2 separate regions of the Homo sapiens genome follow, and region 2 is linked to region 1. The links are chromatin loops, found by intact Hi-C in ENCODE. Cell type or tissue: sigmoid colon. All regions are shown on one strand. Links, peaks and the distances in the headings refer to the core of each region. The heading gives the core; the rest is flanking DNA.

The links. A loop is a pair of places that touch in the nucleus more often than their neighbours do. Peaks named below come from ENCODE experiments on the same cell type or tissue, not always from the same donor. Only the 100,000 strongest peaks of a DNase experiment are listed, where the experiment ranks them.
Region 2: it touches region 1 in a loop (2.2-fold over the local background); 1 of 110 quality-filtered maps calls a loop at or near these places.

What each region holds. Positions count from the first base shown.
Region 1 is chr2:19,753,163-19,769,747 of GRCh38, forward strand. No RefSeq gene overlaps it. Among named protein-coding and RNA genes, the nearest start is that of LINC00954, 110 kb to the right of the region's middle. In sigmoid colon, for the core only: no CTCF peak of the experiment used is centred there; a DNase peak (open chromatin) is centred at 10,250.
Region 2 is chr2:19,829,692-19,846,276 of GRCh38, forward strand. No RefSeq gene overlaps it. Among named protein-coding and RNA genes, the nearest start is that of LINC00954, 31 kb to the right of the region's middle. In sigmoid colon, for the core only: no CTCF peak of the experiment used is centred there; a DNase peak (open chromatin) is centred at 6,510.

The DNA.
Region 1 (16,585 bases), core at 7,643-12,642:
ATTTAGTGTATTCACCTGTGACATCTTTCCCTTCTAGATTCTTCCCCTTTCTGCAATGTGTTATGGCTATTTACTTCCGCATGGAAGAAACCCAGACATGAACCCACCTCACTTTCTGAATTTATACCACACACCCACACAAGTCCTTAGAGTATAGGATAAATTTTACTAGAGGTCTGGGTAGCTGACAGATGTTTATGCCTTAAAAATGCCTACAACTTTAATTAAACGTGAGTTATTCTGGTCTTGAAAATTCTTTGGCTAGCCTACCATTGGGCTCAACCATCCTCTCCATGTCCAATTCCCCTGATCTGTTCTCACTAACACCTATATTCCCATCTGGTCCTTATATGTAACAGCTTAGTCATCTCTTTTGTTTCCTCATCTCCTAGGAAACCAGGCCCCCAGAGTCTCACCTTCTAAACCAAGTGACTTATCAAGATGTTTTCCTAAATAAATTCAATTCTTTCTTCAAGAGAAATTCTGAACCCTCTATAAAGAAAAGAAAAATCTTCCACTGCACAAATAGGCCTTTTCTATGTACTATGATCGGTATGATCAGTACTTGCTGTGGGAATTTATTGAACACTATGGGAGCGTAGAGAAATCCAGGCCTGGACTGAGGGAGTCAGAAAAGATAGCCCAGAAGAAGCAATTCCTAACCTAGCACCTGAAAAAAAGGGTAGAGTTAGCCAATAGAAAAGAGAAAGAGAATCCAGAGGAAAGCACACACAAAGGCTAGAAGCAAGAGAGAGCCTGGTAGCACCCAGAATTACAAGAGGTTCACAGTGGCTGAGAGGGGCACAGCAACCTGAGTGAGGGCATGATGACAGATACAACTGGCGAGGGGGTGGGGCCAGGCCACACCTCATAGATCAGGTTTGAACTTGTTCCAGAAGGCAATGGGGAACCTTCCAAAGGTTTAAGCAGGAAAGTGACATGGCCAGATTTGCACTTTAGAAAGATGACTCTGTGTGAAGGATGGAAAGTCAGTTATTAAGAGGCAAGACTAGAAGTAGAGACTGGTAGGAGGCTACCGCTGTGGCCCAGCATGAACAGAGGCCTGGACAAGGGAGGTTCCAGAGGGGAAGAAGAAATGGGCACAGCTTGAAGAGAGATTACAGAGGAAGGAATTGCCATTCCATGGTGCTGGAGTGGAAATGGGGAAAGAGTCTTGGGCAACTCCAAGATCTCTGACTTGACCAACGAGGTGGCAGACGGTGTTTTACTAAGATGAAGAATGCAAGAGAAGTGGGTGGGTTTGGGAAAGATCTGCCACCTCTCTCCCTGCCCATAGTGCAAAGACAAATGTTTTCTCCACCCAGGAACTGCCCACTCTGGTGTGTCCTGCTCATTGCAGCCACCCCCTCAAAAATCACCTGACCAATGGGGACCCAAAGAGGCCACAGCTACATGATGTTCTCAAACACCATGGGAAACCAATAGAGGAATCTAACAGACATTGAGTGGGCCCACCCTGTACCCACACTGCTCAGGCTACCTTCTTCTGCCCCCATTCTGTGCCCTTCCCCAGATGGGAGTTCCAGGTCAGACCACAGCTGCCCAGGCTGGCCTCAGTCTGGATCTGCTGAGTTCTAAATCTGACACCACAGCTTCCTCCCAGTCTGGGAGAAGGCATCTTGGTTTTGTTCTCTTGCACATACATAGCCATTCTTCAAGTCCAGGAAAGCCAAACACAAAGGTAATATCACTTAGCCAGGCTGCAATTAGCAGATTAGCGGCTTGTTGCTCTTGTCTTATGTCCCACTCGATGACCTCACAAAAGCCCAGAGAGCCTCAACACTGAGCTGCTCCAGGAAAGGGCCCATCGACTTCCCTGGCAAAAAAATCCCCCAGTCTGTCACCGTGAGTTTCCCCATTGTAGAGCTAAACTACAATTGATGTTCTGTCTCTATCAATTTCTCAGGAATGCTGGGACACAAGCCCAGTATTAATGAAGACAGCAGAAAGGCAGGCATGCGCTTGGCCCCGTTCCAGAGCTGACGGAGAGCGTGGATCCTGAATCATTCCGGGGACCCAGAGAAACCTGAATGAGGCAAAACAACCAGACTCTGGGGTCACACACAGGCTTGGTGGGGCAGACAGATGCGAGAAGGCTTACGGGAGAATTTCTGCTGGGAAGAAATAGCCTCGAGATTATCCTTTTTTATGATCAGGTATTATTTTCACCATCCAAGAAAGGCAATTTTAGTTCAGCCTAAAAGGGCGTATCCATAGGTGTGTTCATCTGGTAGTACACAATCACACACCCAATCTCACATACAGAGCTTACACGTCACATTAGGGGACCGTGGTAAAGCTAGAACTAGCACTCAAGTAAGGAACTGAGGCTGTATCTGCATGTGTCTGACCAAATCCCTGAGCACCTCTCAGAATTGCCTCTCAAATCAGAAGCCCTCCCAGGTCACATGCAGAGGAAGCCTTGATTGATGTGGGAGGCCTCACTGGTATTAAATTAAAAGCCAGTAAAATGCTTGTCTTCATCTCAGTTTGAAAAATGAATAGAAACTGGCCACTGGCTCCTGTTTCTCAGACAGTGTCATCTGGGGGCTTCTCATTTTGGAAACTTTTTTAATCACATATAATTCCTTAATCCTTCCAAACTGACCTGCTCCTTAAAACTGGCTCCAGTGATGCTGAAACAATTTAGCTAAGCCATCAATCCCATCAAACCAATTCACTGCCTGTAGGATGTGGATCTATACAGGATCTGGAGAACACAGCAGGCTCCATAGGCGCACAAAGTAGACCAAGGGTAACAGTGGGACAGCCACAATGTGAGACATAATCATCCCTGACACAAATTTCATAAGAATCAAAATCAATCAGAAATGGAAGGCTCTGCCCGTAGGAACTCTATAAAAGAAAGCTAATATCATTAGGGATATGGTTGTTTTAACACTGTTCTGAGCAGGTTGGAGCTCCAGAACTGTGAGATAATGAATTTTGGTTATTCCAAGGCCCCCAGTTTGAGGTACCATCTTAAGGAAGCCCCAAGAACCTAATACAGTGGTATGTCCAAGAATAAGAGACTTGTATTTCGTTCACTTGTTTGATATCTGCTTTAGTATCAGGTTTGTTGACCTGCCCCATTGTTACCTAAGCAAGGAGAAAGGAACCTGGGGAGAACTGCTGCGGTGGGAAAATGTGAGAAAAGAGGGACTAGAACTATCTTCCTGACTTTTCAGGTTCCAAGAGGTACAAAAGATGCTTGCCATTTGGCTGTAGAGAGCAGATGAGTTTGAGAACTGCTCAGTACAGGTGACAGAAAGACATACAATAAAGGGGGTGTAGCCTGATACCACCACATGGGAACAGGCAGAAGGGCTGGCCCAATCTCCAAGGAACCTCCAGTACCAGTGGGGTCTCAAGGGAAGGAGCCCTTGTCAGTAGGACACACTGGAGCTACCACACTTCCTCATGGAAACTGTAGTTATAGTTATAACTACAGAAGGGCAGTTATAGTCATCCTAGAAGAAGACCACAACCTCATCCAGGGAAGGAGGATGCTTGCCCTCTTTAGGGTCTCTTCACTCCACCCTACCATACCTGAGGGACTAAATGCCACCATGCACGCTCACACATGCACGTACACAAAGCACATTTTCTTTCAATGCCACCAGAGTAGAGAGCAAAGCTAGACATTGGTGGGTGGAGAGAAAAGGGCTGTGAATCAAATTGGAGAATAAATGGGTTAATTAGTTATTAGGAATAAGTCAAATCACCAAATAAGATAATTCTAGTAAACAAATGTAACTAAAAAATTATGGAATCTGGGCTAGATATTGTTAAGGGAGCTACTAGGTAGTATGAATAGGAGATTTGGGATGGTTTCACTGAAAGTGATGATTGGAAAAAAATTAAAAATCATTATGATGGTAAACCTCATCAAGCAGAGATTCTTTAATAAACCAGTTGCTTGTACATAAATGAATGAATAACACTTTCAGGTGGCCTTGTGAGGAAGTGATGGAGCAGGCAATGTAACCAGGGGTCAGAAGAGGGCTGAAAGTCACCATGGACTGGAACAGTCAGGAAAATAATGCTTAGGTGCAGCCAGACTGAGCCTCAGACACAAGGACTAGCCTTGAGGAAGTGGAGCAGGAATAGGGAAGATGATTGACATCTTTCTTAGTGGCATGCCCAGCAAAGGCACTGGTTGGTACTTGTGAAGTACCAGTGAATCTACATTACGGGCATGGAGATTGGTGTTGCAAGCTTGGGGTCAGAGGATCAGATATTTTGGATAGGGGAACTACAGGGAAGAAGCAGGAGAAGGAAGATGGGGCCTCCCATGGAGGACTGTCAGTGCCAGGCTAAGTGGAAGGGATCCCACTCATTTGTCCTCGGAAACCAATGGCCTGCCTGGGCATCCTGCATCTGAGGGCCTCCCCAGCCGGCACTCTGGGTACCCTCCTTGCATGGGTCTAGTGCTGGTATTTGGGAGTGTGCATAGGCCATTATGTGTTTGGTGAAGGGATAAGTGGATGACACTGCTGGCCAAGAGACCAGCACACAAGTCCCAGCTCAATTTCACAAAGACTCGGGAACTGCCAGAACCCTAGGGAGTAGCCCCCACTCCGGCTTGGGAAGGCAGAATGGGCCGTTGAAGCTTATGAGACAGTGTGTTTTGTATGGCCTCTGGCCATCAGAAAAAAAAACACAACAAAGGAAAGAGGAAAAGATATGGATTATTGGCATGAACAGCCTAATGACAAACACATTTGCATGTGTTGCTACATGGAGAGCCTGCCCTCTCTGTGGCCTAATAGGGTTTTTATTCCCTGTGCTCCAAAGGGCAAAGCCAGGTGCCAGCCCCAGAAACAACACCTCTTGTCTTCCCAGGACGCTTGGTTTAATGTGGGTGGCTCCAGGTGCCTGAGTTTGGGCCACTGCCTCACATGCCTGATTCACCATCTGTGACATGTGGTTTCTCTGTCTATTTGGAGGATTGGCTGAGCTGTCCCAGAGAGCCATGGGCCATACTTAACTCTGGGGTGAAAGGGGCAACAGACATGTCTTGAATTAGCCCCCGCAAGTCAGGGATCATGTTAAACACCTCATATATATTGTCTCATTTGATCTTCACAAATTCCTACAAAGTAATAGATCTTACCCCCATTTTAAGGGTGAAAAAACTGAGGCTTAGAAAACACACCATTTCCATCTTACCATACTGCCTCCCTGTGTGAAAAGAGAGCTACATAAATTATTAAAGAAAATTAAGATTCTTGGATTTCAGAGCTGAAAGAAACTTCAAATAACATCTTTTCCAATTTCTTTACTATACAGTTGGTGAACTTGAGGTCAAAAGAAAAATACTGGCTTGCCCAAAGTTGCACAGAACTAGGAAGAGAATGCTATTGTGTGCATTCCAGGCCCCAGCCCATCATAATTTGGAGGCATTTTAAACAAAGGCATGATTAACAATAAAGAAGGGGCTGCTCCTAACAGGGGGAGGTACATGCCTAACTGGGGAAAAAGCCCCCAGCTCCCTACTCCTGCATGCCCCAAACTCCTGGGTGTTTTCCACGAACATGATAAGGATGCTGCTACTTGCAGGTAATGAGTAAACAAGTAAACACTCTTATGTGGTGTCCACATATCTGTCATGTTGAGACCTGGGTTTCATCAACATGTCACCCATTGAAGGCCCGACCTTTGCTTTCTTCACTCTGCACAACCCAATGCCAAGCACGCAGAGAACACACTGGCCACGGTCAAGAGACGAAAAGAAAACACAGAGAACACACTGGCCACAGTCAAGAAACAAAAGCTAAAGCTGGAATGTAAATTAGGAATTATAAACAGAATGTCAGCTTGGATAAACTCTTTCAACTTACCAGCAGACCTGTCCACAATGACAATTAGGAGGAAAATAAAAGGAAATTAGGAGAAACAATGAGAAAAAAGGAACACAGGAGCAGAGAAAGGAAAGACAGTGAATAAAAAAAGACCTCGGAGGGTGTCACTCAGTGATAACCTGGTACCCAAAGTCTGGCCAATGGCTCTTTATGATGAAATCCCAAACATACCACATTCCCAGGTGAACCATTAAACCTGGAGAAAGGGCTTGGTGAGAAGCTGGACCAGCAGCAATGGTTCAAGGCCAATGATGTTAGACCCTCTGATCCCCCAGTTCTCCATCCAGCTCCTATCAGTCTACAGGCACTCAAAGCCCTAAAAACCATCCAACTTCAGGTTGACAAGCCTAGGCCCTAACCAATAAGAAGCAGGTTAGGGACGGGTGTGGTGGCTCATGCCTGTAATCCCAGCACTTTGGGAGGCTGAGGCGGGCAGATCATGAGGTCAGGAGATCAAGACCTGCCTGGCCAACACGGTGAAACCCCGCCTCTACTAAAAATACAAAAATTAGCTGGGTGTGGTGGTGTGTGCCTGTAGTCTCAGCTACTCAGGAGGCTGAGCAGGACAATCGCTTGAACCTGGGAAGTGGAGGTTGCAGTGAGCCAAGATGGTGCCATGGCACTCTAGCCTGGCCACAGAGTAAGACACTGTCTCAAAAAAAAGAAAAAAAAGAAAAAAAGAAGTAGATTAGGCTGTATAGGCTGTGTATGAAACCCCATATACCCCATCAAAAGGAGAGGTCATTCTAACCTAAGCCCAGTATCCTGTGGGTCTGGGTGGGCCCATGATTTCAAATATCCATCAGGATACAGATAAATTGTATACAGAGATCAGCATAATGCCTGGCACATAGTAGGTAGTTATGACTATTTACAGTCTATGCAAGGCATGGCAGAGACTGATTCATTAAATACATTTTCTTTTCCTGTTGGGCACACAGACCATACACCAGCTTCCTCTGCAGTGAGGCGTGGCCACGTCTTTGAGTGCTGGCCCATGGATTGTGGGCAGAAGTGCTGCGCTCCATTCCTAGGTCTGGTCCATTAAAACCTTCCATGTGTCATTCTCCTTTTCCCCCATCTGTCAGCCAGACACAGAAACCTGGCACAGCAATCCACAGCCCCAGGGTAAGGCAAAACCACAGACGGAAGGAGCCAATGTCCCTAAATGAACATATCTAATGCCACCTGGAAAGACATCAGGAACATCATATTGGACTACGCGTGAGTGGGAAATAAGCTTTCTGCTACATTAAGCCACTGAGATTTGGGGATTTGTTCATTATAACCATGCAAACACTAACATTACTTACCCTAACATAGATCTTAAGCTTGGTTTGCTGAGAAGACTCCACAAGGACTGAAGCCCTACTCTTTCTGAGTGACAATTTTGATGAGGCTCTGGCCTTCTCTCAGGCCCCTGGAAGTTTCTCTGTGAGACCTGATTACTGCCAGGAGTCCTTTTTCCACTGAGACAGACCTGTCTGACACTACATCTGTACCTCCTGCCAATCCACGAGCTATCTTCCCAAAGACAGGCTGGCACATCCTCAGCTCACCCCACTCCACACCTGCCAGGCTTAGCTGGCTTCTAGGAATGCCTCACAGCTGAGTTAGGGGTAAAAACAAGGTTTATGCCTTGACTCTTAAGGGGCAGCAGGAAGTAATAAAGAGACCACTGGGTACAGTGCCAGTCAAAATCAAAAGGAAAACACCAAAGCCATGTGTTTGTTATAATGTTATAATGTGGAAGCATAGGTCATAGTCCAAGAGCAGAGCTGTAGACACATTCATTACACATTTATTCATTCAAAAATGTATACAGCAACTGATGTGGGGTAGGTACAAATCACCAATGAGTGTTGTTCATTGAGTCAAAGACATATTTGCCATTGTAGCTCTGCACATTCGTACTTCCTTTCCTTCTCTTCCCAGTACACTTGTTCTTGGATCACATGACTACTACTTCTAATTAGCCTTGGTTATCCATATATGGTTAGTCTATGGATTAACTTGAACTGGAGAATGCAATGCAGCAAATGGAAAACCTTATTACATGTGAATTCTTCTTTAAAATCCTCATTTTCTTTTATACCACTCACTATACACACTCAATGATTCAATCTTCTACTCCTGTGAATTTTCCCTGATCCCTTAATGCTGGCATTTGAATGGCTGCTATGTGTCTTCTTAGAAAAAAAAATGTGTCACCTGCAACTTGTTTTTTTCTAAAGGAGGCTCTGTTTACTCACTGTACACAAATGACAGTATATTCCTCAGCTCCTCCTGGATTTCACCAGTCAGCATCTATGGGCACAAATGACAACTTCGACTAACATTATTTGACTCCTTCTCATCTCTCACCTTCCGATGGAACCATTGAGCTCAATGCAATGTTCTTTTCATTCAGAACACAGCTTAAGTCAATGTGGAGTAAAAGCTGCAAGCATAACTCTTGCATTCGAAAATCAACTTTGGCCAGGCGCCGTGGCTCACACATTTTGAGAGGCTGAGGCGGGCAGATCACCTGAGCTCAGGAGTTCAAGACCAGCCTGGCCAACATGGTGAAACCCCGTCTCTACTAAAATTACAAAAATTAGCTGGGCATGGTGGCAGGCACCTGTAATCCCAGCTACTGGGGAGGCTGAGGCAGGAGAAATGCTTGAACGCAGGAGGTGGAGGTTGCAGTGAGCTGAGATTGTCCCACTGCACTCCAGCCTGGGTGGTGGAACAAGACCCTATCACAAAAAAAAAAAAAAAAAAAAAAAAAAAAAAAAAAATCAACTTTAACTTGGTAATTCACCAACAATCCCTGTATGATGGCAGGAAGTCTCACTCTGCTTCAGGCTGTCAGCTGGGAGGGCCATGGTTAAGTTAGTTAACCTATCTGAGCCTCCTTTTTTGTTTCATGTTGTGTTGTGTTTTCATTTGAAAAATGGGGACGAATGTATTCTTTGCATATCTACTCATGTTGTTTTGATGTTCAAAGAAGATAAAATGGAAGTACTTTGTAAACCATAAAGCAGATAGATTGAGACAGGATGGGGCTATCATTCAGTTGCTCCCCAAGCCAAATATGCCCCTCAATACGTTCTCACAGATGTGCATACTTCCTATCTCTTCTGCAAAGTCCAGTACAGACTAATTTTCCCCTTTTCTAAATATCAACCTAGTGGTCCATTTGTCTACTCTTCTCTAGCTGTAAGGACTGCATAGTTTAGCACCTTATCTCTAAAGCATTTTATGCACCAAATTCCTGTTAGCTAACTGAGGTGTGTGTGGGTGTGTGTGTGGATGTGGATGTGTGTGGCTGGCTGGCCTTCCACACTAAACTGGCAAGGACTATCTCATACTCATCTGAGTCATTTCCCCAGTATGTGTGCATGTGTGGCCCTTAACAGGGGTCCACATAGAAAGGGCATCTAAATAAACCTTTGGAGCGGGGGAAACTAGGAAACTTCATAAAGGGTATGTTGCCTGAGTTAAATCTCAAAAGATGAAAAGACATTAGCCAAACAAGGTAATAGCACATGAAAAGGCCAGGAAGCTCAGAGCATCTCAAGAGCTGATGCTCAGTAAGGGTGGGCAGTGAGGGCCAAGCCTCAACAGGGTAGGCTGATGGTGGAGAAGAGTGGAGACCCACAGATGGGCAGGTGCAGGAGGACAAGGGCTACAGCTGCCACTGACGAAGAATCGAGGAAGAATCTGAAAAACACGTGATCTTCAGCATAGGCTACAGCCTTTTTACATTCTAAATCCTGTTATTCTGCTCCTCTTTGTCCCCATGGTGGTAACTCAGAAAGCACCTCAATACCACCCCAAGCTTCTCACATCCGGCATCCAGCCCAGACATACGAATTAGACCAGCAGAGGCCCAGGGCAGAGGTGGGTGCCCAGGCTGACCAGTGGGCACCCCCTTCTTGAGTGTACTCTGTATCCCTGACAGCCAGAAGACAGCCCCACATTACTTCAGCCCCTGCCTTCTTTGTGTTCCATATTCCTATTTTCTTGACACAAACCATACAAAGTTTCAACACTTGGAGACTGCAAAGTAAACCATTTGTACATACCAGGTCTGGTAACACTTTAAATAATAGGCCAGTTAGTTAATGCTGCACTACAATAAAAATTCCTGTCCAAGTACACATTATGTCCTCATTAATGCCAAGTGAGTTCAGAGTGATTAATGTTATGACAATAAATAACTGGGAAATCATTATGACCACCAGGCTGCAGCACACAGTGGGGCCCAGAGCAGCCTAGGCTTCTGCTACTCTCTGAACACACTAGGGTGCTGCCTGCCCCTCCATCAGGCACACTCAAGCCCCTCCACACCACAGCTCCAGTGAGCATGGGGCTGTGCCAGAGAGCTGAGGCTGGTGAGCCCTACTCATGAGGCCAATCTTGAGTCACCTGGGAAGAGAGGACAAGATTATCAGAACCTGCCCTCTCCTCCAGTGGAAAGAGAGCATGTGTTGGAAGCTGGAAACGAGGCCCTCAAGTCCATGGGCAGAACAGCTCTCATCAACCTCCTGGTAGAGACCCAGGCAGGGAAAGCTGGGCCAGCTCTAGCTGCATTGGGCACCATCAGGAGGGGCTCAGGGAAGTGGGTAGGTCTCTCATGAGGGACAGTGGAGGGTGTGGTCAGGGAAAAAGGGACTCACTGCCCAAGAAGTTCAGATACAGACAGAGGCCCCTGTCTTCAGGAAGTTTCTCTCAGGGCAGTAAATGAAAACCAGCTTTGTGGTTGGTCAAAGAAATAGGGCAGCTGTGCTCTTTCTCAGCATCTCTAAGCCATGTGGGGGCTGGTCCCTGGGATAGGAGACTGGTCCATGGGTAGTATCTTTGAAGCTGGAGATGCCAGGCTAGCAAATAAAATGCTGACAACAGGGAATGAGAACCAGATTAGAAAAAAAAATAACTTTACAAACCATGGAAACTGGCATCTCAGCCTTTAGGGTATAGAGAAGGCTTGATCACCCAAAGAGCAACTTCAGCTCCTCCCCAGCTCATCCCACAAAGCCCACTTTGCACCCATTGCCCAAATGGCTGTGGACTCTGTCTTGGCCTATGGGAGGCCTTAGGCTATTGGCATATGCCAGATCTTATATGAGTGCTTGTTTTTGGCCTTTGTCCTTCTCAGTTTCTCTGAAGCAGGTTTGATCTGGCCTGCTATGAGCCCCTCTAGCCTTTGGGGATTTTGTGAGCAGCACAGTACCTGAAATATAGTAGATATTCAGCACAGGATGGAATCGGGCTCTGGGTGGAAGGCCAGAACTCCCCAGCCTGTCTTTCATTGAATGGACCACTACCTCCAACATTGCTGGCCCTCTATTCACCCCTGCCCAGTATCTTCTCAAAGCACAGCCCCTCAGGAGTGGGCATCTAGGCTAAGACTGGAGCCCCAGATGGACATGGGGGTGAGGAAGGGTGGGCTTACTCCAAAGTAGGAAAGTCCAGCTCAGAGTTTCCACTCAGTCATCAAAAGTCAACCCTATTGATTAATGAAGATGCTGGGTTGACCAAGAAATGAGGACAGAAGTGGCTAGAAGTCAGTGTTGACTTTTCAAACAACCATAAATTCCATAAGAGTGACAAAAGAACCTGCTCTGTAATCTTGCTCATTATTTACACTAAAACCTAATTAAAGTCATTATGTTTTTTGTTCATTAAACAAACTTACTATTACAGACACCAAGCCAGCACAAGGGCTGCTGGGCTCACTCTGGAAGCCAAGAGCCTCAGGCTCAACCAGAGCCCAACATCCAACCATCTTTTGAGTCAAACTTTCTCTGGAAAGAAAGACTGCAGAGAAACAGAATAGGACAAGAAGCTGGGACAAGAAAAGTATCACAAAACTCCCCTGAAGTACATGTCTTCTCTGTTCTGCCTCTTTCTACAAAGCAAGAACAAAGAATTCCTTGCAAGTCCCATTTCATTTCAAGGGAACTGGATCCATACCGAAATGAACACAAAGTAAATGGAAACCTGCGTTGCGGTTGGTCAAAGGAATAGGCAGCTGTGCTGTCTCTCTCAGCAACTCACTCAAGGCCATGTGGGGGCTGATCCACGGGATATGACTAAGCATAAGAGTCCAGTTAACTGGTCAACATTTCTAGATGCATACCATGAGCAGTGTCCAGTGGAGGGCCTGGGGGTGGAGTGGGGGTATTAGATCTATCTCTAAAGTCACTGGCACTCTATTAAGGGTAACAGGAAGGTAATCTAGTTATAAGGCCAATTGTGACAAGAGACAAAAAAGGACATTACATATTAAGTGTCAATTCATCAAAAAATATGATGGCTCACGCCTGTAATCCCAGCAGGGAGACGGAGGTTGTGGTGACCTGAGATTGCACTACTGCACTCCAGCCTGGGCAACACAGCAAGACTTTGTCTCAAAAAAAAAAAAAAAAAGTAACACTTATAAACATGTATGCACCAAACATTAGAGCTCCCATATTTGAAAGGTGAAATAAACAGTTCTATAAAAATAGATAATTTTCAATACCTTATTTTCAGTAATGGATAGAATACCTAGACAGAAGGATCAATATAAAAATAGGAAACTTTAACAATATGTAAGAGCACCAAGATCTGTTTCTCAAAGCACAGTTGCTCAGGAGTGGGAATCCAGGCTGAGACTGGAGCCTCGAATGGACATAGTAGTGAGAAAGGGTGAGCTCTTACTCTAAGGTAGGAAAGACCAGCTTAGAGTTTCCATTTTGGCATTAGAAGTCAATCCTATTGATTAATGAAGATGCTGGGTAGATATAACATTAATACAGAACACTCCACCCAAAATTAGCAGAATGAATGCACATTCTTCTCAAATGCACATGGAACATTCTCAAGGATAGAACTCATGTTAGGCCACAAAATGAGCCTCAATAAATTTAAAAATATTGAAATCATACAAATGATGATTCTTCTTACCACAAAGGAATAAATCTAGAAATCAATAAGAGAATAAAATCTAGAAAGTCCACAAATATGTGGAAATTAAAGAATATACTCCTTTTAAAATGAATTGTATTATGCATATATAATACAACATGATGTTATAAGATGCATATATATATAGTAAAATGGATGCTATAGTGAAACATACTAATATGTCCATCATCTCCTACAGTCACCCATTTTCCTCTCTATGGCAAGAGCATCTGTAATCTACTCATTTAGCAAAAACCCTAAATACGATACAGTATTATCAACCATAGTCCTCATGTTGCACATTCAATTTTTCAGCTTCTTCATCCTACATCCTTTGACTTATATCTCCCCATTTCTTTCCCCCACCACTCCCTGCTTTACCCTGATAACCACTGTTTTAGTCTATGTATATATTTGACTTTTTTTAGAGTCCACATATAAGTGGGGATCATGCAATATTTTTCTTCCTGTGTATAGCTTATTTCACTGAGCATAATGTCCTCCAGGACCACCCATGTTGTGGCAAATGACAATATCCAAAATATGGAAACAATATATCTTTAAACAAGCAATGGATCAAAGAAGAAATCCCAATGGAAATTAGAGTATGCATAGAGATGAACGGGGGGAAAGCACAACATATCAAAACATGGGATACAATGGGGCAGTGCTCAGAAGAAAATTGATAACACCTATATTAGAAAAGAAAAAAATCTCAAATGAGTAAGCTAACTTTACACCTTAAGGAACTAGAAAAAGATGAGCAAATCAAATCTATAGCTAGCCAAAGGATTAGCAGAGCAGAAATAAATAGAAAAATAGAGAGAATCAATAAAAGCAAAAGTTGGTTCTTTGAAAAGATCAACAAAATTGACAAACCTTTAGATAGACTAATAAAAAAAGAGAGAAGATGCAAATAAAATCAGAAATGAAAGTAAGAACATGGCCATCAACCCTAACAAAATAGAAAAGATTATAAGAATACTATGAGCAATTGTATGCCAACAAATTAAATAACCTGGATGAAGTGGACAAATTCCTAGAAATACACAAATTACCAAAACTCACTCAAGAAAAAGCAGAAAATCTGAACAGACCTATAACAAGAGATTGAGAGGGCTTTCAAGATGGTTGATTACAGGCATCTCTTACTCACTTCCTTCACTAGGAAGAACTGAAATAGTGAGTAGACAATTACAGTTGGAATAGATCACCCAAGAGAGGGCACTGGAATACAACAGGGAAGTGACAGGAAACATGTAAAGCAAGGAAGGAGAGGAAAGTGAGGCAACCTGCTTGGCCAGGATCAGCTGGGAGCTGGGAGACTTCTGATTGTGGGAAAACGGTAAATGAGAGACACTCACCTCAACCCGCACCCAGGTGTCCATAGCCAGGGGAGAGCTCTTTGACCCTAGCAGAACCTGAGACCAACACAGAGAGCTCCCAGGAAACTACAAGGAGGTATTTCTCCAGAAAGAGAGCTTACATTGGATCACACAAACCCCTAAATCTTAAGCAGCAGCAGCATGGTACCATTTTGAGTGCCCAGCCCACACCAGACTGTATCCTTCACTGCAATGTGTGCTGAGGTGAGAGCCATGGACCACAATCCTACCTGCTGCCCTGCAAAGGGTGGCCACCCACCTTGGCCTCCCAAAGTGCTGGGATTACAGGCATGAGCCACCAAGCCTGGCCACTATCACTTTCTCAATCTACTTTTGACGAATAAAGTTGGCAAGACATCAAGAAGAGAAACACAAATCTCAAAAAGAGAGAGAGAGAGAGATTGAATCAGTAATCAAAAACCTTCCAACAAAGAAAATCCCTGGGCCGGATAACTTCACTGGTGAATTTTACCAAATATTTATAGTGAAATTAACACCAATTCTTCTCGAAGTCTTCCAAAAAATAGAAGAGGAAGGAATGCTACCTAACTAATTCTATGAGGCCAGCATTTCCCTGGTACCAAAGCCAGATATAGACATCACATGAAAAGAAAATCACATAACAATATCTCTTATGAATACAGATGAAAAATATTCAACAACACACTAGTAAATTGAACACAGCAGCACATTAAAAAGGAGTAAATACCATGACTAAGTGGGATTTATCCCAGGAATGCAAGGAATGGCTCAACATAAGAAAATTAGAAAATGTAAGGCACCACATTATTAGAAGGAAGAATAAGACCACAGTCGCCTCCATTGATGCACAAAAGGCATTTGACAAAATCCAACACCCTTTTCTTATTAAAAAAAATGCAGAAAGCTAAGAATAGAGGGGAACTTCTCCAACATAATAAATATCATTTATTAAAAACTCACTGTTAACATTATGTTTAGTGGTGAAAGACTGAAAAATTTCAGTCTTAGGAATGAGACAAGAATGCCCACTTTCACCACTGCTAGTCAACATCATACTGGAATTTCTACCTAGAGAAAATAGGCAAGAAAAAAATGAATAAAAGGCATCCAAATTGGAATAAAAGAAATAAAACTCTCTTTTTCCATAGATTATATGATCTCATGCAAAGAAAAATCCCAAAGATTTCACAAAAAGCTATTAGAGCTAGTATATAAATTCAGTAAAGTTGCAGGAGACAAAATCAACCCACAAAAATTGACTGTGTTTCTGTACACCAGCAATGAACAATCTGAAATGGAAATTAAGGAAATAATTCATTTATAATAGTATCCAAAAGAATAGAATACCTAGGAACAAACTTGACAAAGGAGGTAAAAGACTTGTACACAGAAAACTACAAAGCATTGCTGTAAGAAATTAAAGGAGACCTAAGTAAATGGAAAGATATCCTGTGCTCATGGTTCAGAAGATGTAATACTGTCAAAGTGTCAATACTACTCAAAGAAGTCTACATATTCAATACAATCCCCATCAAAATTCCAATGGCCTTTTGTGCATAATGGAAAATTCAATCCTTAAATTCATATGAAATTTCAAGGGGCTCCAAATAGTCAAAACTGTCTTGAAAAAGAAGACAGTAGGAGGACTGACACTTGCCTATTTCAAAACTTACTATAAAACTATAGTAATCAAGACAGGGTGGCACTGGCATAAGGATAGACACATAGACTTACAGAATAGAATTGGGAATCCAGAAATAACCCTATAATTCTATCACTAACTTTTATTTTTAACAACAGTTTTAAGACCATTCAATGGAGAAAGAATACTCACTCCAACAAATGGCTCTGAAACAACTGAATATCCACATGCAAATGAATCACGTTAGACCCTACCTTATACCACGTACAAAAATTAACTCAAAGTGGATCAATGACTTATATATAAGACCTAAACCTACAAAATTCTTTGAAGAAAACATAGGGGTAAATCTTCGTGACTGTGGATTTGGCAATGGATTCTTAGTTATGCTTAGATATCTAAGAATAAGCAACAAAAGAAAAAACAAATACATTAGACCTCGTCAAAATAAAAAAAAAAGTTGTGGATCAAAAAAAGAACATTATCAAGAAAGTAAAAGAAAAACCTACAGAATAAGAGGATATATTTACAAATCATGTATCTGATAAGGCTCAAAAAGACAAACAACTCAAATAAAAATGGGCAATGGACTTGAATAGGCATTCCTCTAAAGAAGATATACAAATGGCCAAACACACATGAAAAGATGTTCAACATCTTAGTCATTAGATAAATGCAAACCAAAATCATGATGAGGTACTACTTCCCAACCACTGGGTGGCAATAATCAAAAGATGAAAAATAACATATTTGCA
Region 2 (16,585 bases), core at 4,430-9,429, 73 kb after region 1:
AAATGAGAGAATGAGCTATGTATGTTAATCAGAGATGAGAATTACAGACAGAGGGAATAGCAGGTACCAGGGTCCTGAGGCATGAGTGTGCCAGTTTGAGAAACAGTGTAAAGACTAGTGTTGCCAGAGTGCAGGGAGGTGAGCAAGAGGAAGAGTAAATGACAGCAGAGGGGGAATGTCTCAGGGACCCCAGTCATGCAAGGATTGGGGATTTACCTGTGTGCATTATGCAAAACCACAGGAGCATGCCATGACCTAGATATTTTAAAAAGATCTCTCTGTTACTATGAAGAGGATAAAGTTTAGGGCACCAAGGATAGGAATGGGGTGGGAGACAGAGGCTTCATAACACCTAAAGAGAGAGGTCAGTGATGGCACTAGAGGGGCCCAGAAGCTCTGGGGAAAAGTATTCTTTGTGTTCTAAAAACACACCAAAGACACAGCCCATAAGACTTGGAGTATGGGGTCTGAGAAAAAAAAAAAAAAAGTTGAAGAGTTTACCTGAGCAGCCAGAAGAAAAAAGTACATTTAAAACTGTAGGCGGGGCACAGTGGCTCACGCCTGTAATCCCAGCACTTTGGGAGGCCGAGGCGGGTGGATCACAAGGTCAGGAGATCGAGAACATCCTGGCTAACACGGTGAAACCCCATCCCTACTAAAAATACAAAAAAATCAGCCAGGTGCAGTGGCGAGTGCCTGTAGTCCCAGCTACTCGGGAGACTGAGGCAGGAGAATGGCATGAACCGGGGAGGTGGAGCTTACAGTGAGCCGAGATCGCACCACTGCATTCTAACCTGGGTGACAGAGCGAAACTCTGTCTCAAAAAAAAAAAAAAAAAAAATGTAGGAAGTGCATGTTTGAAATAGAAAATCCAAAGGTACATTTTGGACTTGTCCCTTGTGAGATTCAAGTGGAGATCATAGACAGCTGAATATGCAAGTATGGGTTCAGGGGACCAGGTTTTGGGAAGGTAAATTTGAGGAGCCATCAGCCTACCGATAGGGTGATCATATAACTTAGCTTTCAAACTGGGACTTTTGCTGAGACTGAAAGGTGGGGCCAATTATGCCCAGCATTGGGCAAAAACCAGAACTCTCCCAAGCAAACCAGGACACAGGATCATCCTACCTACAGAGGGTGTTAGAACGATGAGACTAGGTGAGATGCTTGAGGAAATTAGGTTGGATTGAGAAGACAAACATTACAATGCCTAAAAATCCAAAGATGAGAGGGGACAGCCAAGATCCTATAAGACCAATCAGTATGAGAGCTGAGAGACTGCTGTCCTGGAAGCCAAGTAAAGAACAGGATTTTCAGTAAGAGACAGTGATCAGCTGCATCAAATGCTGCTGGCATGTGATGGCAGTGAGAGGATGGATGAGAACTGGATGACAATGAAAGCTAAACTCTGACCCACAGAAAAGAAAGTGTCTATACACTCTAAAAGCTTATTCTTTTTTAATATTCAGGGTTGAAGAAGTAGAAAAGTATTAGAGAATGCACATAGTTTTCACTTTAAAGAGAAATAATTCAAATCCTTCTTTAAAAATATACTGTCCAAAATGGAATGCTTTGTCAGGGTACAGTGGCTCACTCCTGTAATCTCAGCAGTTTGGAAGGCTGAGGCAGGCGGACCACTTGAGGTCAGGAGTTTGAGGCCAGCCTGACCAATATGCTGAAACCCTGTCCCCACTAAAAATACAAAAAAATCAGCCTGGCGTGGTAGTGCACACATTTAATCCCAGATACTGGGGAGGCTGAGGCAGGAGAATGGTTGAACCTGAGGGATGGACATTGCAGTGAGCCGAGAAGGCGCCACTGCACTGCAGCCTGGATGTCAGAACAAGACCCCATCTCAAAAAAAAAAAAAGCGTTTTATGGTCAGTTAAAAGAAAGATTTTTAAGGAAGGGATCCAGTTTCAGCTTTCTACATATGGCTAGCCAGTTTTCCCAGCACCATTTATTAAATAGGGAATCCTTTCCCCATTGCTTGTTTTTCTCAGGTTTGTCAAAGATCAGATAGTTGTAGATATGCGGCGTTATTTCTGAGGGCTCTGTTCTGTTCCATTGATCTATATCTCTGTTTTGGTACCAGTACCATGCTGTTTTGGTTACTGTAGCCTTGTAGTATAGTTTGAAGTCAGGTAGTGTGATGCCTCCAGCTTTGTTCTTTTGGCTTAGGATTGACTTGGCGATGCGGGCTCTTTTTTGGTTCCATATGAACTTTAAAGTAGTTTTTTCCAATTCTGTGAAGAAAGGCATTGGTAGCTTGATGGGGATGGCATTGAATCTGTAAATTACCTTGGGCAGTATGGCCATTTTCACGATATTGATTCTTCCTACCCATGAGCATGGAATGTTCTTCCATTTGTTTGTATCCTCTTTTATTTCCTTGAGCAGTGGTTTGTAGTTCTCCTTGAAGAGGTCCTTCTCATCCCTTGTAAGTTGGATTCCTAGGTATTTTATTCTGTTTGAAGCAATTGTGAATGGGAGTTCACTCATGATTTGGCTCTCTGTTTGTCTGTTGTTGGTGTATAAGAATGCTTGTGATTTTTGTACCTTGATTTTGTATCCTGAGACTTTGCTGAAGTTGCTTATCAGCTTAAGGATATTTTGGGCTGAGACAATGGGGTTTTCTAGATATACAATCATGTCGTCTGCAAACAGGGACAATTTGACTTCCTCTTTTCCTAATTGAACACCCTTTATTTCCTTCTCCTGCCTAATTGCCCTGGCCAGAACTTCCAACACTATGTTGAATAGGAGTGGTGAGAGAGGGCATCCCTGTCTTGTGCCAGTTTTCAAAGGGAATGCTTCCAGTTTTTGCCCATTCAGTATGATATTGGCTGTGGGTTTGTCATAGATAGCCATCAGAGTGAACAGGCAACCTACAAAATGGGAGAAAATTTTCGCAACCTACTCATCTGACAAAGGGCTGATATCTAGAATCTACAATGAACTCAAACAAATTTACAAGAAAAAAACAAACAACCCCATCAAAAAGTGGGCGAAGGACATGAACAGACACTTCTCAAAAGAAGACATTTATGCAGCCAAAAAACACATGAAAAAATGCTCACCATCACTGGCCATCAGAGAAATGCAAATCAAAACCACAATGAGATACCATCTCACACCAGTTAGAATGGCAATCATTAAAAAGTCAGGAAACAACAGGTGCTGGAGAGGATGTGGAGAAATAGGAACACTTTTACACTGTTGGGGGGACTGTAAACTAGTTCAACCATTGTGGAAGTCAGTGTGGCGATTCCTCAGGGATCTAGAACTGGAAATACCATTTGACCCAGCCATCCCATTATTGGGTATATACCCAAAGGACTATAAATCATGCTGCTATAAAGACACATGCACACGTATGTTTATTGCGGCATTATTCACAATAGCAAAGACTTGGAACCAACCCAAATGTCCAACAATGATAGACTGGTTTAAGAAAATGTGGCACATATACACCATGGAATACTATGCAGCCATAAAAAATGATGAGTTCATGTCCGTTGTAGGGACATGGATGAAATTGGAAATCATCATTCTCAGTAAACTATCACAAGAACAAAAAACCAAACACCGCATATTCTCACTCATAGGTGGGAATTGAACAATGGGATCACATGGACACAGGAAGGGGAATATCACACTCTGGGGACTGTCGTGGGGTAGGGGGAGGGGGGAGGGATAGCATTGGGAGATATACCTAATGCTAGATGACGAGTTAGTGGGTGCAGCGCACCAGCATGGCACATGTACACATATGTAACTAACCTGCACAATGTGCACATGTACCCTAAAACTTAAAGTATAATAATAAAAAAATAAATTAATTAAAAAAAGAAAGATTTTTAAAATGGCAAAAAGTAATAATAGAAACATTTAATACAGCACTTAAGATGTGCCAGCCACTGTTCTTAGTGCTTTACATATATTAACTCATTCAATCCCTACAAGACGTGGACTATTTTGCTCTCCTCCCATTTTAGAGGAGAATAAGCCCAGGTAAAGGAAGGTGAAATAACCTATCCAAGTCCCCATGAATAGTAAGTGACAAAGCCAGCATGAGGACCTTGGTAGCTTGGCTCCAGAGACTGTGCTCTTAGCCCCATCTGTGCTTAGTGCCCCTAAGGCAGGGATATATTCACAGTAGGAGAGAGATTTTTCAAAAATTGACCCTAAGGTGTTGAAAACAGTCATATTTCCAAAGTCACCAAGCTAGGACACAGGATACACACTTGGTGCTTGCTCCCACAATAGATGTACTAGGCCAAGGACCAGAGCTTTCTAATCCCACTTGTATGAGTCCATTCTCACATTGCTATAAAGAACTACCTGAGACTGGGTAATTTATAAAGAAGAGGTTTAGTTTGCTCACAGTTCCACAGGCTGTGCAGGAAGCATGGCTGGGAAGGTGTCAGGATACTTACAATCACGGTGGAAGGCAAAGGGGAAGCAAGCATGTCTTACGTGGCCCAAGAAGGAGGAAGAGAGAGAAGGGGGAGGTGCTACACACTTTTAAACAACGAGGTCATAATAGTGAACTCATTCACTATTATGAGAACAGCAAGGGGATGTCTGCCCCCATGATCCAGTCACCTCCCACCAGTCCCCTCCTCCAACACTGGGGACTTTGGGCAGGGACACAAATTCAAACCATATCACCACTCACCTGGGTCAGAACTTCATCTGCTACAGGTGCACTGGAGTTCAACACCTTCCAGCTTCCCCTTTCTTTCTGGAGTTCTGAGAAGACACTAATCTTCCTAAAAATTCGACTAACTGGCTGCTCACCTGGACCCTGACATCCTAGCATGGTTGTTATAAGCCAATGGATATACCCACAGTGAGGCAAGGTCCACCTAGAATGTGGTTACATAATCTAAGTAGGTCTGGGGTTTTCCCCACTCAAAAACAATAATGACTATCTCTTTATCTCCCAATGGATTTGAAGATACTTTATCATTTTTTGATGAATGCATAGTTTTCCTCTGTCGTATGAGCTATAATTTAACTAGCCCCCTTGTTTAAACATTTAGGGTTTTTTTCCAGTTTTTCATTAATCAGAAATTCATAAATATTCTAGTACATTCTCATATAAATTTCCCCACTGGAAGAGTTTCCTTTTTAGGGTAACTTTTTCAAAGCAGGTTGCTGGGTCAAAGGATATGGGCATTTATATTTTGGTACTTGTCATACTGCCTTACAAATAGGTTGAACTAATTTACACTGCCATTAAATAAGCACTTCTCAAGACCTTAGCTAATACTGATTTTTTTTTTTTTTTTACCCAATCTGTTTACCTTCGCCATTAGGCAAAATATGATATTTCATGTTTAATTAGCATTTTTCATCATTAGTGATGTTGAACATCTTTTTTACATGTTCCTGACCACTTCACTTCCTCTTTTGTAAATTACCTATTTAATTTTCCATTAGTCTATGTGGGTTGTTCTTTCTCCTTTTGCTTTGTAATCGCCTTGTGTATATTGGGCTGATTAACTCTGCCATAAATCATGCAAATATCTTTCCCAGTTTCTCATTTGGCTTTAAATATTAATAGTATTTTTACAGGGCAGATGCTTTTCAGCTTTATTAAATACAACTTACATATTAGGAACCTGCAGGAGATTTTCTTCTGATTAAAAGATTAAATATTGAAGTTAAATCAGACCCATATACTCCTAAATAGCCCACGCATAATGCAACCTTCCCTCCAGGAGCAGTAATCTAAGCTCTGGGGAGAGTAAAGATGGTGGTTATACATGTTCTGGTGGCATGGTACCTCTGGTCTCTATACTTTTCTCCTTCTCAGCCTCTTCCCTTTGGCTCCCAAAACTCTCACTAAAGCATGATGGGAGCCGTCTGTATGATCATCTCCCTTCCAAGGTTCCTGCCTTTTTAAGCTGATGTACATTCAAAGCTTTAGCTTTAGCACTGGAATTTAGCCCTCTGCCTTTTTGCATTTGTATGAATAATCCTTAAGAACCACCAAGCACCAGCATAAGTCTGGCCTGTGTTGGATGACAAGCCCATTGAAGGGTCTCTCTGGTTAACAATGGAGTTGCTGTGTGCCATCCCAAAAAGACAGAAAACACAGGAAGACGGAGACAGACAGACCAGCAAGGGATAAGCCCAGGGTGGGCCTCTGCCAGCTTGCAGTCTTGCCCGAGCCTAGTTTTGACTATGGTAAATGGAGGCTGTCATCTGTGAACAGGCCCAGTCCTCTGCCAAAAAAGCCCAATCATTGCCAAACCTCAAAGGCCTCCAAGTACACAGTGGCCAGAGCCCACTCGAAAAGATGACTTCACCAGCATAGGGTAGAGCCAAGAACCAAAATACTTTGTCTTCTGCTGTTTATTTTAAAATCATGATTATGTGTTCCCTCTTCTTTCAGGGACATCAAACATGTAGTAACATTGTACAGGGACTTCTGGAGGCCTGGCCATCGGCACGAGCATAGAGGAGATGTCAGGCAGGTGCTGGGAACAGTGTATCCTCGGCAGATGTTCAAAGGGCTGACCACACTTGGCTAGCCTTGCTATCCAAAAAGTGTGTCTAGTCTCAAGGCCATGGCCACCTGGGAACGGTCATGCAGCACATGGTTCCCCACCCCCAAGAACACTGCTTCACCTGCTGCCTCCTCAAGAGGAAGCTGGCAAAGGTCAAGAGGGGGAAGCAGACCTTCTCTGACCTCTCATGCTCTTCCAGACCTACACTTCTTCACCCTGTTCGTGCAAATCCTGGCTCTTTAGAGGCTCATACTGTCAAGAAATACTACCCACGACCATTCCATATCACTGCTGTCTGCCAACCTCCTGGACATTCTCTTCATTCATTAAAAACTCCAGGATCTGGCTAACAATTATCTCTACCAACCAAAGTCCCTGGGTGACCTCAACAGTTCCAAGAATGACCTAGACAGCACCGGGCTTCTTCTACTTCTTTTAGCCTCTCATCAGCAGCGATCTCCACCTCCTCCTCACTGTAACTGTCATTCCTGTTGTTACACCCTAGGCTTTGTCTTTATCTGTACTTTTCTACATCCAAAATCTTAAATTCAGTCACCCTAGTTTCCAACCACAGCCTCTCATCCCTCCAGCTCACTCACCTGAATGCATTCTCACTATATAAATATGCTCCTCCTTTGTGAATTCTTCCACCTCACAGGCACCACCAGCCCTGATTTCTTTCTTTCTCCCTCTCTCCCTTCCTTCCTTCTAAGTCTTTACTTTTTGCCCCACCCACCCGAGATTCCAGGGTTTTCTTCTGATTAAAAGATTAAATATTGAAGTTAAATCAGACCCATATACTCTTAAATAGCCCACACATAATGCAACTTAATCCTTCTCATCAATATTCTCAGATCAAACCCTTGTCCCCTTGATGTCCCTCTGCAACCATCTCACAAAACTGCAACCCAGGATCATTTGGACTCTCCAGTTCCATATGCCTAAATCAGGTGGCTAAATCCTACTGAAGAAATTAACTCACCCCTAGGTTTGGAGTCACTACAAATGCCTGGTCACCAGCTTATTCCACACTGCTTTCATTTTCCCGAGGAGCTAGTGCAAATGTTCTCCACTCTCAAATCCTTGACTCTGTCCCCACGCTCTTTCAGCTCTCAGTCCCAGGAGACAAACTCATCCCCACTTTACAGAAATGATGGCAGCCACTGGATGAGACACTTGTCAGCAGCTTACCAGCAAGCCTACCAGTTGTCCCCTCTGCCCCCTTCCTTTCTCACTTCTGCTAAAAGTGGAGAAAGTTTCTTTTTTATTTTTTTGCCTGAGGCTAATCCTTCCTTGTGTTCTTTCTCCTATCACTTTCACCTTCAGTGTCTCATCTCTTGATCATGGGCTGTCTCTAGCTCCTCTGTCTTGGTATTGGCTCTTTGCCATCAATGCTTAAACGTGCTCCAGTCTGCCCCGACTTTAAGCAAACAAAAACAAAGCAGCCTTCCTCTTCCCCAGATTCCACCCCAAACCTCCTCAAACTCATTTCTTCAGTTCATAGCCAGACATTGTTAACATTTTTTATTCTAGAATAAAACACAGATACAGAAAACCAGTAGAAATGTATAGCTGAATGAACAACCTTGTCAACGTGTTCAAAAAATTGCATTTTTCCAGTTAGAAGCCCCTGGTGCTCCATTCCAATCATAACTTCGCCTTCCCCAAGAAGGAACCACTCTTCCGATGTTCAGAGTGGTCACTTTCTTGTGTGTTTTTGTAGCTACACCACCAAAAGTGCATCCATAGGCACTACAGTTTACTCTTGCCCATTGCTTATTTGATATATCCTGTAAGTATTTATTATCTACATGTTTCTTCATGATCCCTTTTTTTTAACAGTGTATTGGTAAAAGAACCATCATGTGAACTGTAGGGTTTCTCATGGTCTCTGGATTTGGCTGATTGAACACTCATGTTGCACTCGTGTTCTTCTGTGTTCCTGTAAATTGGTGACCTGTAGGGTTTCTCATGGTCTCTGGATTTGGTTGATTGAACATTCATGTTGCACTCGTGTTCTTCTGTGTTCCTGTAAATTGGTAGCTGAGTCTAGTGGCTTGATCAGACTCAGATTTGATCCATTTAGCAAGACTATAGGTGATGGTGTTTCTTTCATCAGGAAGCATTTAATGTCTGGTTGACTTTGTGCCATGTTTGTACCCAAGAATGTTCAATGCCTCCTAATCCTGTTATGTTCTTTTCTAGCTTGAATATTTCTAGAAAAGATGCCTCCTCTCTCATAATTTGGTTACATGGTGGTACACAGTTGGTATAGAAAAGGCAGAATAAATGCTTGGTTCTTTCCTTATCTTTATCCAGTTGTCAAGATAATCAATTTGTTTCTTATCCTTCCAATGTGGCCAAGTAGTTTTGGGTTTTTTTTTTTTTTAAGTATTATTGTAAACTCATGGATTCCTATGTTTTGCCAGTAGAAGCCTCTTCAAATTGGCTCCTGGCCCCTTTAACACAGACCCCTTGGTCTTCGACAGCTTCCTTACTATCTGGTATGACAAGACATTCCAGATTTATCTCATGTTTACTGTTCCAGACCCAGAATTAGCCATTTCTCCTAGAAGCCTTGATTTGTTTTAATGGAAAACAAGTTTTCAAGACCACAATCTTCATGATAGGGATTGCTCATGGCTACTTAGTCAGACTTCCTAAAATGGTTATCTTCACTTCCCAATTCCCATCTACTCCTTAGGCCATCCAACTTAACTTCTGCCACCACCACTTCCTTGAAAATATTCTTATCAATTGCTAAATGATATTGGCACTTCTGAGACTCCATCCACAACTGACATAATCAACCACTCCTTTCTTCTCAAAACACTTAGGAACATTTATTTCTATGACACCATCATCTTCTCATTTTCCTCCTTTTCAAATTTTTTTCTTTTTCATTTTATCTTTTTCTTTTCCTATTTGTTTTCATTTTCCACCTTTTCAAGTGCTCCTTCTCATTCTCCATTGTGACCTGTTTATCCTCTGCCAAGCTCTTAAGTGCTGTGGCCTTGAGATGATTAAGGGTGTCTTAAGACTTTCTTCTTCTTATCAGAACCCCCCTCTCTGATCTATACCACCTACTCCATGGCTGAAATTAACTTATATGTTGATAATTCTCAAGTCAATATCTCCTGTTAAGATCTCTCCTCAAATAGAAGACCAGCTATCCAGCTCTTCACTCAGATGTCCCACCTGAGATTTCCAGATACCCATCACATCCCCAAGTCTCTAGCGTGCTCCTGATGCAATGATTCGGATCTCAGTAATTGGTGCCTCTGTCTACCCGGTTGCCCGAATCTGATTCTGGGTAGTCATCTTTAACTCATTCTTTCCCTTCACCCCCGCAATCCAATCAAAAACTGAAAGCAACTCCCTCCGTGGTCCCTCCTAGCTGTCTAGCATCCGCCCCCTTCTCTCCACCCACACCACCCTTACCCCAGCTCATGCTGCCTTCATCCTGCTCATCTCAGCCACATCCTCCCATGTGGCCTCCCTGCCTCTGGTGTGGCCCCTCCAGTCGATTCTCTACACCACAGCCAGAGCAATCTTCCTGAAACACCAACTAGATCATGTCATTCTACTGTTTAAAACAATGCTCTTAGCATAAAGCCCAAAATTTTTTGTAAGATGATTTTTACAAAGCCCAGCATGATCTGGTTCTTGCTTGCTTCTACATCCTCTCCTCTGATAATCGTCACTTTTCACTACCCATAACTCACTCCAAGATCCAGCTTAATGAACTTTGATCACTTTAAATGGAACCATTGTTTCCTCCAGGAAGCCTCCCCTGCGCCCCCAAGTTTGAATCTGATGCTTCTTTCAACACTAATTTGTGGCTTCAAAATTCCCAGTCCATTTATCTGCATTCCTCACTCCCCCTACTAGAGCAGAGTTTCTCCTTCTTGACAAAACTCATGCCACAGCTGCCTTATCAATTGCCAACTCAGGGACCCCTTCCTCTGGGTCCACCATGTATACCTCTGAATGCCAAGGTTCTATACTTAGAAGATCCTTCACATTCAGCAGACTTTCCTTAGCCAGAGACAGGCTGCCTATACTGGAAAGATGTTCTAAAAACATCAAGTCTGACCCTCCCATTTTACAGAGGAGGAAACTGAGGCCCCAAGAAGGGGCCTTTCAAAACCCCCTCAGAGAAGTCGTGGTTGAGACAATACAAGAATCCAGGTCCATTCAAGGGATTTTGCCTTCTACCAGCAAGCCCATAAGAGCTGCTCCAGGAGGCCTTATGGAAAGGAATGGGCCATTACAGCTTCCTTAGTTCAAAATAATCTAAAGCCATATTGTTGCAGAAATCTTACAAAACTACAGCTGCTGACCCTAACTGGGGTCTACTTTGCTCAGTGTTGGGACTAAATCAAAAGGCATAGCCCAGTCCAGAAGACAGACTGGCCTAGCCAGTTCTAAAGGGACATGAAGCCTCCCCCCTACCCCCCATGGTGACCAAGGGACTCCTCTAATCAATCAGGTGGCACAGACAGAAACACAGATGTAGTCACAGGAGCCAGGTGGATCTTGTTGTGGCCAAAGATGCTGGATCAGCCTAACAGAAGGTAGAACAAACAACTGAAGTGGCAGAGAGATCACAAGTTTAGGTCCCTGACATGGCACAGTCCAGACCAGATTCCCCTGCTAACTGCTTGACCTCCCCTAGGTCAAGCCAGAACAGGGGCTAGATGACAAAGAACAGATTGTGGCTTGTCTGTGAAATCTGTAGACCATCACAGACCACACTTAGAGAAGCAAGCATTCTCCTTGTCCCACAGAGCTGGAGAAAGCCTGGGTTCTTGGGTCAGATTCCCCAAAATAGGCCCTGAAATGAGAGTTTGCATTCAAGTGATTTCTTAAGGAAGTCTAACTGGGAGAAACTGGTAAGAACAGAGAAGGAAAGAAAGAAAGTGAGTTTGATCGTAGGCAGAGACCCACAGAGGACACTCTGAGTCCGATCCTGCTGTAAGACTCCTCAGGATTGACAAACCTTCAGCAAAGGCTTTCATAACCCCTCCCCTCACAGTCACTGGTCCAGGGGAGAGGTAACTGCCCACTCATTTCTGGCTTCTATGCAAAGTAAAGCAGCACCAGTAGCCCAAGGGTATGAGGGAAGTCCTTCAAAGAAGAGCTGCAGGCTCCAAGTGCTGGGGATTGGAAGCAAGAGCATACCCAAGACAGCGGTGCACAAAATGGACAGGGCCAAGGGGAGTGGTGGTGCACTGTCATTGCATCAAATAACAGCATAACATCATAGGGTGACCCAACTAAAGCCAAGCTGGAATTCACAGTCTTTCTGGCCACATGAGTAGAAGTCTGGTCATTGCTCTTGGAATCTGTTTAAATGAGCTGGTATACACGGAAGCTTTTTAGGAGTGAAGGGATGCAGAGACTCCTGGGGAGACAGATAGTGTAAGGAGGGGAATGGGAACCATACCAGGGAATGGTATGGTGACTGTCTCTCCCTCCAGCCCAAGACAGGGGTTCTGGATCTCTGTCACTTGTAGCCAGAGTTCTAAGTAACACACTTTATCAGTTTGCTAGGAGGGGTATAATGAGCGAATGGATGAAAAAAGTCTTCATAAATAACAAATGTTGTATTACTTCCAAGTCACATTTGATGGTCTGGAAAAAACACTGAAGGGTACACATAATGGTCACTCAGTGAATATCTATTAAATGAATGAATCAAACTGGCTGAAGGAGGAGGAGGAAGAAGAAAAAAAGGGAGAAGAAGAGGAAAAAGGAGGGAAGGAAAGAAGAATAAGAGTGGGTAAGAGGAAAAAGAAGGAAGGGAAGGGAAGGGAAGGAAAGGGAAGGGAAAGGAAAGGAAGGGAAGGAGGGAGGGGAGGGGAGGGGAAAGGGAGGAGAAGGAGAAACCCACACACAGAACTCACTGTATCTGAAAATTCTAGGGATAGGTCTAAATTCAGGCATGGCTGATTCAGGCCCTCAGAAGCTGTGGACAGGACCGTATCTCTCACCAAACTTTGGCGCTGCTTGTCTCTGTGTCGCCTTCATTCTCAGGCTCTGTCTGAAGTAGCAATGCTTCCACCAGTGGCTCTCAGTGAACATCCTACCAGCTTAGCACCCTCATGGCCCTTTCCTCATAGCTCCAATAGAAGTTCCATGATTGATTCTGATTCACTGACTTGAGCCATCTGCCCATTCTTGAACCAATTACTGTGACCAGGGAGATGGAATAAGCAGATCGGCCAGCCCTGGGTCACACGTTCACTCTGGAGCAGCTTACAGGTGGGTGGGGGTCGGTTGCTGGTCCCACCTGAACTGCATGAAATGAGCATGGGGGAAGGGGATTTCGCCCAAAGGAGAGCTGGGGTGCTGCTTGTTGAAGTAGAAAAACGAGGTGCTGGACATGCAAAAATCACAGTCTCCTACGTTCCTGTGTGATACCAAGACTGCTTCTGCAGCAGAAAAGGCAGAAAGAAGGGTGGGCCCTTAACTTCCATAAGCGATGCACTCTTAGATGTCTATGAACTATAGAGTCAAGGAAATTCAAATGTTTGTACCAGATCCAGGCTTTCTCTTGAATCACAGGTAACTGTTTTTCCAACTTCCATTAGTTTTCTCTCATTTGGGGAGCCATTTTGAACCATTAGAGAAGCTGTTAAAATGGTTTCAGGAGATGCCTGGTGTTTTCTTATAGAACTCCTGGTAAATTCATTTACACCATTGGAGTGAGTCCCTGCTGAATTCAACATTCCTTCTTCTAATTTGTCCAAAACTTCAAACGCTCATTTTCTTAACCCACCCAGTTTCTCTATACATCTATCTCCAGCAATAGTTTTTGGCATTCTTTAATGGTCATTCCTTTTCCCACTGGAACCAAGTGTTGAATCACCTCATAGCAGTTACAGTGTCCATGACGATGAACAGAGAATGTGAAAGTGGCTCTGAGGTGTGGGCAGCTTGCTGAGTGCTAAAGGTCTCTGAGAGAGACTCCTGTGGCCTTTGCCTCTGAGGATCTACTCACCCTTCTGCTGATAAATGTATTCTCTCCTCCACTCTTAGATCCTAGGTTTTGGTGGAGCTTCTCACCATAATTAGGGCTGGAGCCTATAATGTAAGCCTAAAAACCAACTAGATTATCACAGCTCCCCAGTCACAACAATTAATTTGGGACTCAGTCAGAAATAATGAGAGGCAATGAGACACTGGCAGAATTTTCTGGGAAAGAGACCGCTGCTATTAATATTTCCTGCTGGACTTGAATCTGAGGGAATATCAGGTTGGGAGCTAAGGCTGCCATTTAGTACCCTGAGAGACGGATCTGGCCTCCAAATGGAGTCAATCCAGAGGAAGTGGAGTTGAAGGTGAGGAAGAGGGAGAGACGAGAGAGAGGCTAGACCCTGGTGACATTGACTGAGTGAAGTGCCACCTGAAACCAGCCCAACCTCTGCCTTTTAAGAGAAGTGAGTTGATAAGTTCTCTTTTTGCTTACCCTGGTTTGTGCTGGGATTTCTCTCCCTGGAGAGCAAAAGTTACCAAGTAGATGCAACCCTATTGTATTTCAATACCCTCTCAGTCCCCACCAGCCCATGGGTTGACATCTGGTCACATTAACAACAGCACAATGGAGGCTCTTAGCTTCCATGCACTGCACATGGACTCAGCACCCCTCCAAGTCTCTCTCTCTTATTTCTTAGTGAAGATTTCACCAGTGGGTGTCTTATATGTTCAGGAACAATTTTGGTCATGTTCTTTCCTGACATTCTCTTATAAAATGACTGTGGCCAGAGGAGTGGGATGAGACCACTGACCTCATTCTGATCATGAGCAGGGCTGGGAGGAGAGTGAGTACAGCTGGCAGCCTCCATGAGGAGCACTCAATTCACATGGAGGAGAGGCCATCCATGGAGAAGAAGGGAGCACTATTGCCAGAAGAACAGAGAAGAGCGAGCTAAACACACAAACAAGGGGGCCCGCCATGGGTAGAAGGGCAAGAAGTGCTGAGACCACCCACTGATGAGGACAGGAAGGCCTGGGGGAGGGAACACATGTGCCAGTGGTCACTGGGTGAGAAGGTAGTGGGGCTCAGACTCAAGCCCAGGGGACCAGGGTGCTCCCCCTGCTCACCCATGCCTTTGCTGGAGAGCCATGAACAGTTTAGCAAGGGTCAGGAATGTGTGAAAGTTCACACTGCCAGTTCTGCCCAATCCACAGTCAAGTTCAAGTGTATTCCTGGATGGGGAGCAAAGGCAAGATCTGTCTGACAACACCAATTTCCCCCAACCTGAGTGCCAGCCCCCAAGGCTCCCTGCAATATAAACTGCCATGGAACACTGGCCTTAGACCCCTGCAGGCTTCCTACCCTCAGAAACAGCCATTCTATGGAATTACAATGTGGGGCAGGCTTGATCCAAACACTCCTGACTCACTGCATTGCAGCCATGCCCTGTGGGCTCTGATCACACAATTCTCTCACTCTTGATGAGCTTATTCCCCTGCTCCTTCATACTTTCCTCTCTCCCATCATCCCGGAATTCCCTTGCTCATTTCTATAATCTAAAGTCTTTCCTCTTCTTTCTCTAAGATTTTTCTTCTTCAAACCCCACCCCAACGTTCAAATCTGAGACTTCTCAATAGAAAGAACCCCAAATTGGAAGCAGGAGGCATGGGCGAAGGAGCCAACCCTGGTGCTGCCTCCTTGGATGACCTTGAGCCAATTCCCACACCTCTCTGGGCTCCAGCTTGCTCTTTCCAAGGCATTGCAGGCAAACGCTGGGATTCCCCATGTCATCTGGCCCACTATGAGCACAAAAGATGCCCCGTCTTCCACCACCCCTGACCCCAAGCCTCTGTCCCTCACACCAGGGCTGCCTTCTGTCCCCAGGTTAGACCTGAATGATGGGAAGAGATGTTCTTGCCCCTGGAGACCGGGCAATCCAGGGCTGTTTCTGTTTTAAAAATAAACCATATGATTCTTTCGGATTTGGGGGTTGAAGAGCAAAAAGAAAGAGGATATAAGAGAAGCTTCAGGGGTGATTGCCAAAAATGTTTCCCACCCACCAATTTCTTAAACTAGGAGCATCTCAAGGGGGAGCTGACCACATGGTCTTGATTTACTAAAACTTCACTCATTAGGCTGGTATCCTTTCAAGCATATTGGACAGCTAACAGGCGAGAAGCTTTTCAAAGCCCCTTCCCCTCCATACTGGGGCTGGCAGGGGGCCAGGAGGGAGGCCCCAGAGCAGAAGCACTTGTGCAGCCACCCCCAGGGCGCTGTTCCTGCTGGGTTACAATCTCCCCACTGAACCAGAAGAAAGCTCTACTGAGGATCACACATGGCACAGATGTGGTCACACATGGCTCCAAAGTCCGAACGGAAGTCTTGGCACTGGACCCAGGTGTGATGGACACATGTGTGCCCAAGGGTATAGATAAGAATATGGGCAGGACCACACACAACCAGCCCCCTATGGGTGTCATCTCCCCACACAGGCACACATGTGCTCACACACACACACACACACACACACACACATACACACACAGAGGCAATGGTCCCCGCATGCTGGAGAGGCACATCCAGAGAGCTCAGTCTCTGCCTACAGCTAGAACATCTTGGACTTCCAAACTCCTTGTAAATTAGATGTTGAATCTGTGCACAGGCTCTTGCTACACACACTGAAAGACAGCAAAAGCATAAACCCACTGGAATCTAGCACCAAAATGTATTTTCCACCAAAGGATCTTCATAAGAATATTCTTTTCTATGAGCTGATGAGAGGCCATATTTCCTGAGTTCTGGCAGAGACCTGCCTGAGTATATCTTCTGTCCCATCCACGAGTGTCTGCACCCCACATATCCAGCCTAGCACAATTCCACTCACAGGCTGCAAATCAGCACATCAGCTCTGTCCTGGGGACACAGCCTCGCTGGCAGAGGATTCCTAGGGCTCTGTGGGGCTCAGTCTATACCCAACACTGTGAACACCAAAGGGTAAGCCAACCAAGGCATTCCCCAGAGACACCTTGCTTAGGGAGGTGGCGCAGTGCCAACAGGGAAGCTGAAGTTCTTTTCCTGATTG